Linked DNA regions of Homo sapiens: region 2 is linked to region 1. A link is a loop called in an ENCODE intact Hi-C map of the cell type or tissue named here. Cell type or tissue: heart right ventricle. All regions are shown on one strand. Each heading gives the region's core, and the rest is flanking DNA. Links, peaks and the distances in the headings are about the cores only.

Region 1 (4,523 bases), core at 1,184-3,683:
AGTAGGACATGCGATGGACTTGCAGAGACAGTGACATGAGCCCCTTCTGGGGGACCCTGGGAGCAGGGATCGCAGGGAGTCAGGAAGGCTACCTTTCTGTCCTTTCTCTCCTTTTTTCTGTATTTATTTTTTTGAGACAGGGTCTTGCTCTGTCACCCAGGCTGGAGGGCAATGGTAGGATCATAGCCCACTGCAGCCTTGAACTCTCAGGCTCAAGCAATCCTCCCGCCTCAGCCTCCAGAGTAGCTGGGACTATAGGAGCGCACCACCATGCCTGGCTAATTTTCTTTTTCTTTTTGTTGGAGAGACGGGGTCTTGCTATGTTGCCCAGGCTGGTCTCGAACTCCTGGCCTCAAGTGATCCACCTGCCTCAGCCTCCCAAAGTGCTGGGCTTACAAATGTGAGCCACTGCACCCGGCCAAAAACGTATTGCTTGAAATGTCAGGCTGTCTGCTTTACTGGAGTACATCCTCCATGTCACTCACACACCTAGCTCTGTGGACAATATGTGTGTCGGTGTGCCTGTGAAAATGGTGGAAGAGGCCCAATTTTAGGTCTGGGTCTCCTGGAAGCAAGAGTGTGGGGTAGTGGGGGCGATGTGAGAATGGGGGACTCCTGGCATTTCCAGGTACTGCGGGGGAGCATTGGATACTCTCAGGGTATGGATCAAAGTTTCAAGCTGAGCTTTTCTTCTCTGAGATCAAGAGGCCCAGAGATCCCAGCCGACAACTTTGGTCTTAATATAAATCACCAGGCTTTGGTTTCTACTGTTTTTAACCAGATGGGCTCATGCTACGCCTGCGGATCTGCAGCTTGCTTTTCTCACTGCACGCTGCAAGAATGTTTATCAGAACCTGGAAGGCACAACCATGCTCTTCTAGATGGCTGCGCCCTAGTCTGTCTCAGACAAGACCCCAGATTTCCCTAAGCAGCCCCTTAGAGCTAGGGCATGTGGAGGGGGTTCCATGGGGTGAGGTTCTGGAAAGGGACCTGCCAATCAAAGGGTTTAAAGATTTTGAAGTTGCCAGGCGCAGTGGCTCACGCCTGTAATCCCAGCACTTTGAGAGGCTGAGGGAGTGGATCATTTGAGGTCAGGAATTTGAGACCAGCCTGGCCAACATGGTGAAACCCATCTCTACTAAAAATACAAAAATCAGCCAGGCAGAGTGGTAGGCACCTGTAATCCCACCTACTTGGGAGGCTGAGGCAGGAGAATTGCTTGAATCCAGGAGGTGGAGGTTGGAGTGAGCCGGGATCATGCCACTGCACTCCAGCCTGGGTGACAAAGTGAGACTCTGTCTCGAAGGAAAAAAAGTCTAGAGGATTTACAGTGAAAAATCCTAATAGTGGTCATGGCCAATGACACCTCTGCATCTTGTGTCCGCTCCATGCTAAGTGTTTTACCCAAGTTCTCCCATCGAATCCTCACGGTGGCCCTAAGACAGTTCCGTGATCCCATTTTGGGAGCTGGGATTCAAACTTGGGCCCGACTCTGGGAGGTTTGCTCCTAACCACCGGGCCCCACTGCACCTGTGCTGACTCATTCAGACCAGATTCCAACACAGAGTGATGCCCTGGAGAGGGGCCCATGCAGTGCAAGTGGGGCCAGCAGCACCGCTCCGTCGGAGGCCCCACCACTTAGGTTTCTGAAGTCTTGTCTTCCCAGCTCTAAAGGTCACCGATCTGGGGATCACTGAGATGAGGCAATGCCTGTGTGAACCTGAACAGACAAAACGTAGCAGCCGAGGCTGGGTTCAAGGTCCCTTCATCCTCCTCCGACCCAGAGGCTCCTTGAGGGCAGAGGCCACAAGTCTCATTATCCCTCGGCCCCAGAGCCCAAGGCAGAGCCCAGGACTGTGTTCATGGACATAGCCCAATGGACAAATGACAGTTCCAATGGTCCAACGACAAAACAACAAAACACAATGACGAAACACCTTTCAACGTACCCCCGACAACCCAATGGGCTCCCGGCCGATCTGGCTGCCCCTCTGAGACCTCGAGCGAGGTACCTGAGAGATTGCAGACGTCTCTGCGGCCAGACCCGAGTCTCCAGACGGCTGCCGATCTACTTTCTCTGAGCTGTTCATCGAATGTTCCATCGAGGACTGTGAATTCTGCTCATCAGAAGCATCTGAGGGAAGAGCAAGACGACAGGAGCTGTTTTCAGACACGTGAGAGGCGGGGCCGGTGGGGCCAAATACTGAAAATACCTTGAATCGGGTAGTTTTGGGGCCAGTGGTCTTTGAAGGCTACAATGAGCTGGGGGGCTGGAGGGCTGGGGAGTCTCCTGTTGATTTTTCAGTGGCGCTGTTTCCAGCAGCCAGGTCACACACGGACCCTGGCGTCTGCAACCCTCTCCTGCACACTTAGCTGCTGAGGGCCCTGGGAGGCGACTGGAGGAGGCTGCAGTCTCTGTGCTGCGTGCACCCAGCACCCCCTGGCGGCCGCAGTGCGCACCAACAATCATGGCTGTCAATTCCTCTCTCCCGCAGCCAAGGTGGCTTCGTCCTAACCTTTTGTAAACATTTCTCTTAATAATATGGGTATTTGGCCGGGCACGGTGGCTCAGGCCTGTAATCCCAGCACTTTGGGAGGCCGAGGCTGGCGGATCACGAGGTCAGGAGATCGAGACCATCCTGGCTAACACGGTGAAACCCCGTCTCTACTAAAAATACAAAAAATTAGCCGGGCGTGGTGGCGGCGGGCGCCTGTAGTCCCACCTACTCGGGAGGCTGAGGCAGGAGGATGGCGTGAACCCGGGAGGCGGAGGTTGCAGTGAGCCGAGATCGCGCCACTGCACTAAAGCTTGGGTGACAGAGCGAAACTCCGTCTCAAAATAATAACAATAATAAGGGTATTTTTCCGATTGCCAGAGCAATGACTGACCATTGCAGGAAACAGAAAAGTACAGAAAAAATAAAGTTAAAAATCACCTGTCACCACCCAGGGACCACCCCACTAATGTTTTAGAGGATTAATTCCCGTCTTTCCAGTTTCCCCTCCCTCCATGCGTACAAATTTTCTCCTCTTCCCAAATGGGGGTCATGTGGTATTTCGGAGGAATTCTTCATGTCTTTAAAGGTTCTTTAAATATCACAGCTTACAAGATGGCCGCACACCATTCCATCAAGGAATCGCCAGTAGAATGAACCCAGTTATTCGGGTGATTTCTCATGCCTGTCTTCCTGCTGCTCCACCCCAAGTTTTCTTTAGCAGAAGGAAGGTGCAGGCTGGATGGGGCGGGGGGGTGGGTGCAGCTTGGGAGGAGGCAGTGGCGGCAGCGGTTTTTCCTAAAGCTTACTGGACACAGAGCCAGACACTCGTGAAGGGGCAGCAAAAATCCTACCCGAGGCCCGGACACCATGGTACCCTGATGTTAAAAAGCACACACGAAACGAATCCTAGAGAATGCCTGTGCGACCAAGACTTCCCTGCTGGGGTTTCTGAGGCAGAGTAATAACAAAGGGGAAAATAACCCATGCTTAAGTTTAAAAGCAAGCAGGCAAGATGGGAAGAAGAAGGAGACAGTGCAGGGCCTGGGACAGGCCGGGACACAGAGGGCGGGGGAACGGGACAGCAAGACCCTCCTTCCCAGGGAGTCTGAGCAGGGTTGACACTTACTTCTCAGACTAGGAGCCCTGGCCGGGCGCGGCGGCTCACGCCTATAATCCCACCACTTTGGGAGGCCAAGGCAGGCGGATCACTTGAAGTCAGGAGTTCAAGACCAGCCTGGCCAACATGGTGAAACCCCGTCTCTACTAAAAATACAAAAATTAGCCAGGCATGGTGGTGCACGCCTGTAATCCCAGTTACTCGGAGGCTGAGGCAGGAGAATCGTTTGAACCCAGGACCACCTCCTGGATTGGGAGCCGAGATCATGCCACGGCACTCCAGCCTGGGCGACAGAGTAAGACTGTCTCAAAAAACGACAACAACAACAAAAACAGGCTAGGCACGGTGGCTCACGCCTGTAATCCCAGCACTTTGGGAGGCTAAGGTGGGTGGATCGGCTGAGGTCAGGAGTTTGAGACCAGCCTGGCCAACATGGCAAACCCCCCCCCCCCCCCGACTAAAAAAATACAAAAGTAAGCCAGGCGTGGTGTCGCGCGCCTGTAATCCCAGCTACTTGGGAGGCTGAGGCAGGAGAATCCCATAAACCCAGGAGGCGGAGGTTCCAGTGAGACAAGATCATGCCACTGCACTCCAGCCTGGGTGACAGAGTGAGACTCTGTCTCCAAAACAAAACAAAACAAAAAACAAAACAATAAAAAAACAAAAAGAAAGAAAACATTATGCTGAGTGAGAAGTCAGACACAAAAGGCCACAGAGTATATGATTCCATTTATATGAAAAGTCCAGAATAGGCAAACCCATGGAGACAGAAAGTTTCGTGGTTGCCCTGGGCAGGGACCCAGTGTTGCTGGGGAAGGGAGAAGTGGAGAATGATTGCGGCTGGGTGCAAGGTTTCTTTCTGGGGTGATTAAAATGTTTTGGAACCAGATAGAAGTGGTGGTTGCACA
Region 2 (4,523 bases), core at 701-3,200, 150 kb before region 1:
GTAGCAAAGCCTGTCTTCAGTTTCTCATTTTTGTCCCTCTGGTGTCTCCCTCTGCCCCAGTCCCCTCCCCTTGACCTCCACTGCCAAGTCATCCTGTCCCTTCACTTCTGACCAGTCTGCCGCATTGGCCACTGCCACAGCCGCCGTCACCAGAAAAGCAACTGCTAGGTGCTAGGGATGCAGTGGCAAGCAAGACAGGGTCGCTGCCCTCTCAGAGGGGAGCACAAAACGCATAGGAACCAGGTATGTTGAGAAGTTACAGTCTAATGCAGAGAATTGGCTGACGCGGAGGACGGATCCCATAGCCAAGGGTAGCTAAAAAGCCCTCCTTGATGGAGGGACGTTTGAGCAAGAACTGAGTGAGGAATGGCACCTTGCGTGAAGACCTGGGGTCTCTGCAGGCCGTGGGCAGAGTCAGGCAGCTCCAGGGCAGGAGAGAGGGGAGAAAGAAGGGAGACGGGGGCCCAGCAGGTTTACAGTAGGAAGAGGCCAGCCCGGCTAGTGAAAGAGCTAAGGGTTTTGTTGGTTTTTTTTGAGACAGTGTCTCTGTCACCCAGACTCTAGTGCAGTGGCACAATTATAGCTCACTGCAGCCTGGAACTCCTGGGTTCAAGCGATCCTCCGGCCTCGGCCTCCCCAGTAGCTGGGACTACAGGCGTGCAGGGCCCGGCTAATTTATTTTTTGTAGAGATGTGGTATCTTTTGTTGCCTGGGCTGGTCTGGAACTCCTGGCCTCAAGCGATCCTCCCGCCTTGGCCTCCCAAAGCGTTGGGACTACAGGCGTGAGCCACCGGCCAGAGTTTTCTGAGCCCCCTGGAGATCTATGCGGGGGTGGGGGACAAGGGGGTCTGGCAGAGGCGGTGAAAGAATCTGACCTTTGGTAAAAGGCCACTCCTACCGCCCCTTCCCTGGTGGGCTGCGGAAGGCTGGGGAGGAAGCATGAACGGCAGCTGGAGACTGTCTCCGTGCTCAGGATGCCGGGCGGCGGCGGCGGCGGGGTCGAAGCGAGATGAGTCTCAGGTGTGCGAGCACCGCGGGCTGTGGACGAGAGGCCCGGGCGGGCGGCGGTGCCATTCACCGAGAAGGGCGCACAGCAGGTGGCTTGGTTCCGTCCCAGGAGGTTTCAGCCCAGGCTGCGCCGCGGCCCGGGTGGCCCCTGTCCCGCCGCGGGCGTCCCCAGGCGCTGGCCGCACGGCCTCGCCCCGCCGCCCTCCGAGCCGCGGAGACCCCAGAGCCCGGCTCTCCACCCGCCGCGGAGCGCACGACCCCGTCTGGTGGGGCGCGGGTCCTGAGGCTGCGCTCGGCCTTGGGCGGCAGCCGCCTCGGATCCCCACAGGACTCGGTGACCCAAAACGCCCTGGCGCGGGCAGGGGGCGAACTCTGGTTCATTCTTTCAACGCGACAGTCTCCGAAGGGCTGACGGCAGCAGAGACCCACTCTGCGGGGACCCCCGGGCCGGGGTTGGCAGCAGCGCTGCGCGTCGGGCGCGGGCGGCCCAGGCTGGCGGGGTCTACCGCGCCCGGCTCCAGCCTCTGTCCCCAGCCTGGAGAACCGAAGCCGAGCGGCCCGTGGGCCCCGAGCCGTGCCCGCCGAGGCCAGACTCGCGCCGCACCCGGGCGGGGCCGGCGTCCTCGCGGGGACCCTGGGGGACCGGGGAGCGGGCCGCGGGGTGCAAAGGCACGGCCGCCCTGGCGACGCCCCTCCCTGCACGGTGACCCAGCCTCCCTCACAGCAGCGGCGTCCCGGCCCCCAACCTACCTGAGCGTGACGCCGGGGTACGGGCGTGGAGCTCGTGCAGCGGAGCCAGGGCGGATGGCGCCCAGGTGCGCGGAGCTCTCGGGGCTCGGGAGTGGGCGGGGCTTCTGGAGGAGGTGGGAATTTGGGGCGGGGTTCTGGCGGGGGCGGGTTTGGGGCCTCCCCGGACCCAGCCGCGGGTCTCCGCAGCGCCGGAGGCTGGACGCACGCGTCCCGCGCCCGGTCCTGGGGTCCGCACGAGCCGGGTCGGGCAGAGGCTGCTCCTCCTCCCCAGGACGCCGGCGCCACACCCGCCCCCCGACGCGTGCGGCGGGACAGAAGCGGAGGCGGGAGTGCTGGGAACAGCCTTTACTGCCCACGCCCTACACGGCGAACATGCGCAGAGCCTCCTCCGCCGAGCGGCACTGGTTCAGCTGGATCTGCACCTCTACGGTCAGGGGCTCAGGGTGGTAATCGCCTTCGTAGATCGGAATCACGGCTTTCGGCTTTTCTGAGAAAATTTAAGTGCGAGCATGAGCCCCGGGAGACGGATGGGCTGGCGTTCTCGGCCGCCCTGACCCATCCCATATGCAAGCCCTGGACCCTGTCCCAGCGGGAGCACAGTTTTGGTCCTCGGGTGTTAACAGTAATAAGAAATAAAATTAAATTGTATTTAATTAGATCATTTAATAAATCGCAGCTGTTTGAGTTGCAAGACTGGCTGCTTTTTGCTTTGAGACAGTGTCGTGCTCCGTCGCCCAGGCTGGAGTGCGGTGGCATGATCCCGGCTCACTGCAACCTCCGCCTCCCAGGTTCAAGCGATTCTCCTGCGTCAGCCTCCAAGTAGCTGGGATTACAGGCGCCTGTCACCACGACCGGCTATTTTTTGTAGTTTTAGTAGAGACGGGGTTTCACCATGTTGGCCAGCCTGGTCTCGAACTCCTGACCTCAAGTGATCCGCCTGCCTAGGCCTCCCAACGTGCTAGGATCACAGGCGTACACTACCGAGCCCAGCTGCAGATATTTTCTTAAAAATGAAGTAATTATAGCACTTCAGGGGAAACAACTGAAAGCATTTCAATAAATGTATAACATTTGCCCTAAAAATGAGACAACATTGTATCTGCCACCATGAATTTACCAATTTTCCAATACGCAAAGACCTTTCTAATGATGTGGGTGGTGATAGTAAAGAACGTGATCTTTGGAAAATGTATAGTGACAGGTGTCAACTGTTGGAATATCTGCATAAGTCTGTTAACCTGTAGTTTACAAGTAACTCATGCATGTTACAAACTGCATGGTAAAATATCCGTTCAAAATGCAAACTAGATTAATGAATTTTAATCTGATTATGAAAAATTCAATATAGATTGTTTTCACATTGTAACAACCTTTAAGAAATTACCACTTGTCAAATTTGGTGTAATATTAAAGAAATTATATTATTTTAAGGTCTATTAAAATACTCCCTCTTTTCCAATTATGGGCCTGAGGTTGGATTTTCTTTGTGCACGTCAATTACAGCAACATATTGCAAGCAGTTGACTGCAGAAGTAGCTGTAAGAATCCAGCTGTCTTCAATTAAGCCAAACATTAAAGAGATTAAAAAAAAAAAAACCTTTTTAAGGCCATCTTAACCCACAGATAAGTATCACAAATCACATGTTCATATAGGCATGGGTTTTGAAGTCCAGCAGCATATGCCCTCCAACGTTTACTTCTTCAGGCTGGCGTGAAATGGCGCGATCTCAGCTCACTGCCACCTCTGCCTTCCAGGTTCAAGCGACTCTCCTGCCTCAGTCTCCTGAGTAGCTGGGATTACAGGCACCCACCACCGCACCTGGCTAATTTTTGTGTTTTCAGTAGAGACGGGGTTTCACCATGTTGGCTAGGCTGGTCTCGAACTCCTCACCTCAGGTGATCCGCACGCCAAAGTGCTGGGATTACAGGCGTGAGCCACCATGTTGGGCCTGTTTCCACTTTTCGGCTTCAGTATGATGGGTTGCTCTGCTATGATCGGGCCTCATGCTTTTTGCAGCCACCTCCCACGGCACTCCCTGTCTCCTTTCTCTCCCTCCCAGTTGGTTGTTCTTTCTGAACCTCAAACCTGAGACGCACCCATTTCAGATGCTTCTCCAGCTCCCCACAGGACAAGCCCAGGCCCCTCTTACAGCAAATAAGGGCCGATGGCCTGAAGCTGGAGGCAGACACCTCGGAACCAGATGAGCCCCAGGCAGCCCCAGCTCCAAGCTCTTGCCCCGCTATGGCTCTACCACAGGTGCCTTCCCCACCCTGGTCACCACCCACACAGGCCCTGTGGTCTGAGGGCTGCAGAGAAGAAATAATAACACTGGATCTAAGGGGGGATGTGGCCTCTCCCCAGGCCAGAAGCTACCATTCCCCACCCTTTGGTTCCTTTGGCCTCCCCCAGGGCTGGCCCTCAGCAGGTCCTCCTGACAATCCCTGCCTTTGGTCACCACCATCGGCACTCACCTTTTTTGGCAACTTTCTTAATCTTCTTTGAATCCTGAGAGAAAGAACCACAAAACGAGATGCTTACTGGAGAGGGGAGGTACTAGAGAAGGGGTGTCTCTGGGGCCCCACCTCCTCCAAGGCTCTGACAGGTCCAGGAAGGCGGGGGTCTCCTGGTGAGGGTGGCTGCCCCAGCCCATCCCCAAAGGGAAGGCTGCTGACTGGGCCAAAGTCCACGGAGGCGCCCTCTGTGCAGGCGGCAGCACCAGCAGCCCAGCTGCATGCCCCAGGGAAAGGCCCTCCCCACCACCTCC

Evidence for each region. A loop is a pair of places that touch in the nucleus more often than their neighbours do. Peaks named below come from ENCODE experiments on the same cell type or tissue, not always from the same donor. Only the 100,000 strongest peaks of a DNase experiment are listed, where the experiment ranks them.
Region 2: it touches region 1 in a loop (3-fold over the local background); 42 of 110 quality-filtered maps call a loop at or near these places.

What each region holds. Positions count from the first base shown.
Region 1 is chr12:122,052,416-122,056,938 of GRCh38, reverse strand. It overlaps BCL7A (BAF chromatin remodeling complex subunit BCL7A), which reads right to left. Exons shown (of 6, transcript NM_001024808.3): 5 at 2,013-2,134. Among named protein-coding and RNA genes, the nearest start is that of LINC02985, 8.6 kb to the left of the region's middle. RefSeq lists an enhancer at 1,547-2,161. In heart right ventricle, for the core only: a CTCF peak has its summit at 2,441 (motif pointing left); a DNase peak (open chromatin) is centred at 2,418.
Region 2 is chr12:122,201,037-122,205,559 of GRCh38, reverse strand. LRRC43 (leucine rich repeat containing 43) reads right to left here. Exons shown (of 12, transcript NM_001098519.2): 11 at 4,231-4,264; 12 at 2,089-2,245. The coding sequence ends at 2,118. B3GNT4 (UDP-GlcNAc:betaGal beta-1,3-N-acetylglucosaminyltransferase 4) reads right to left here and starts at 1,851. Exons shown (of 3, transcript NM_030765.4): 1 at 1,759-1,851; 2 at 876-1,038. The coding sequence starts at 941. RefSeq lists a silencer at 1,537-2,166. In heart right ventricle, for the core only: no CTCF peak of the experiment used is centred there; DNase peaks (open chromatin) are centred at 1,849 and 2,099; H3K4me3 peaks cover 1,897 bases; H3K27me3 peaks cover 2,500 bases.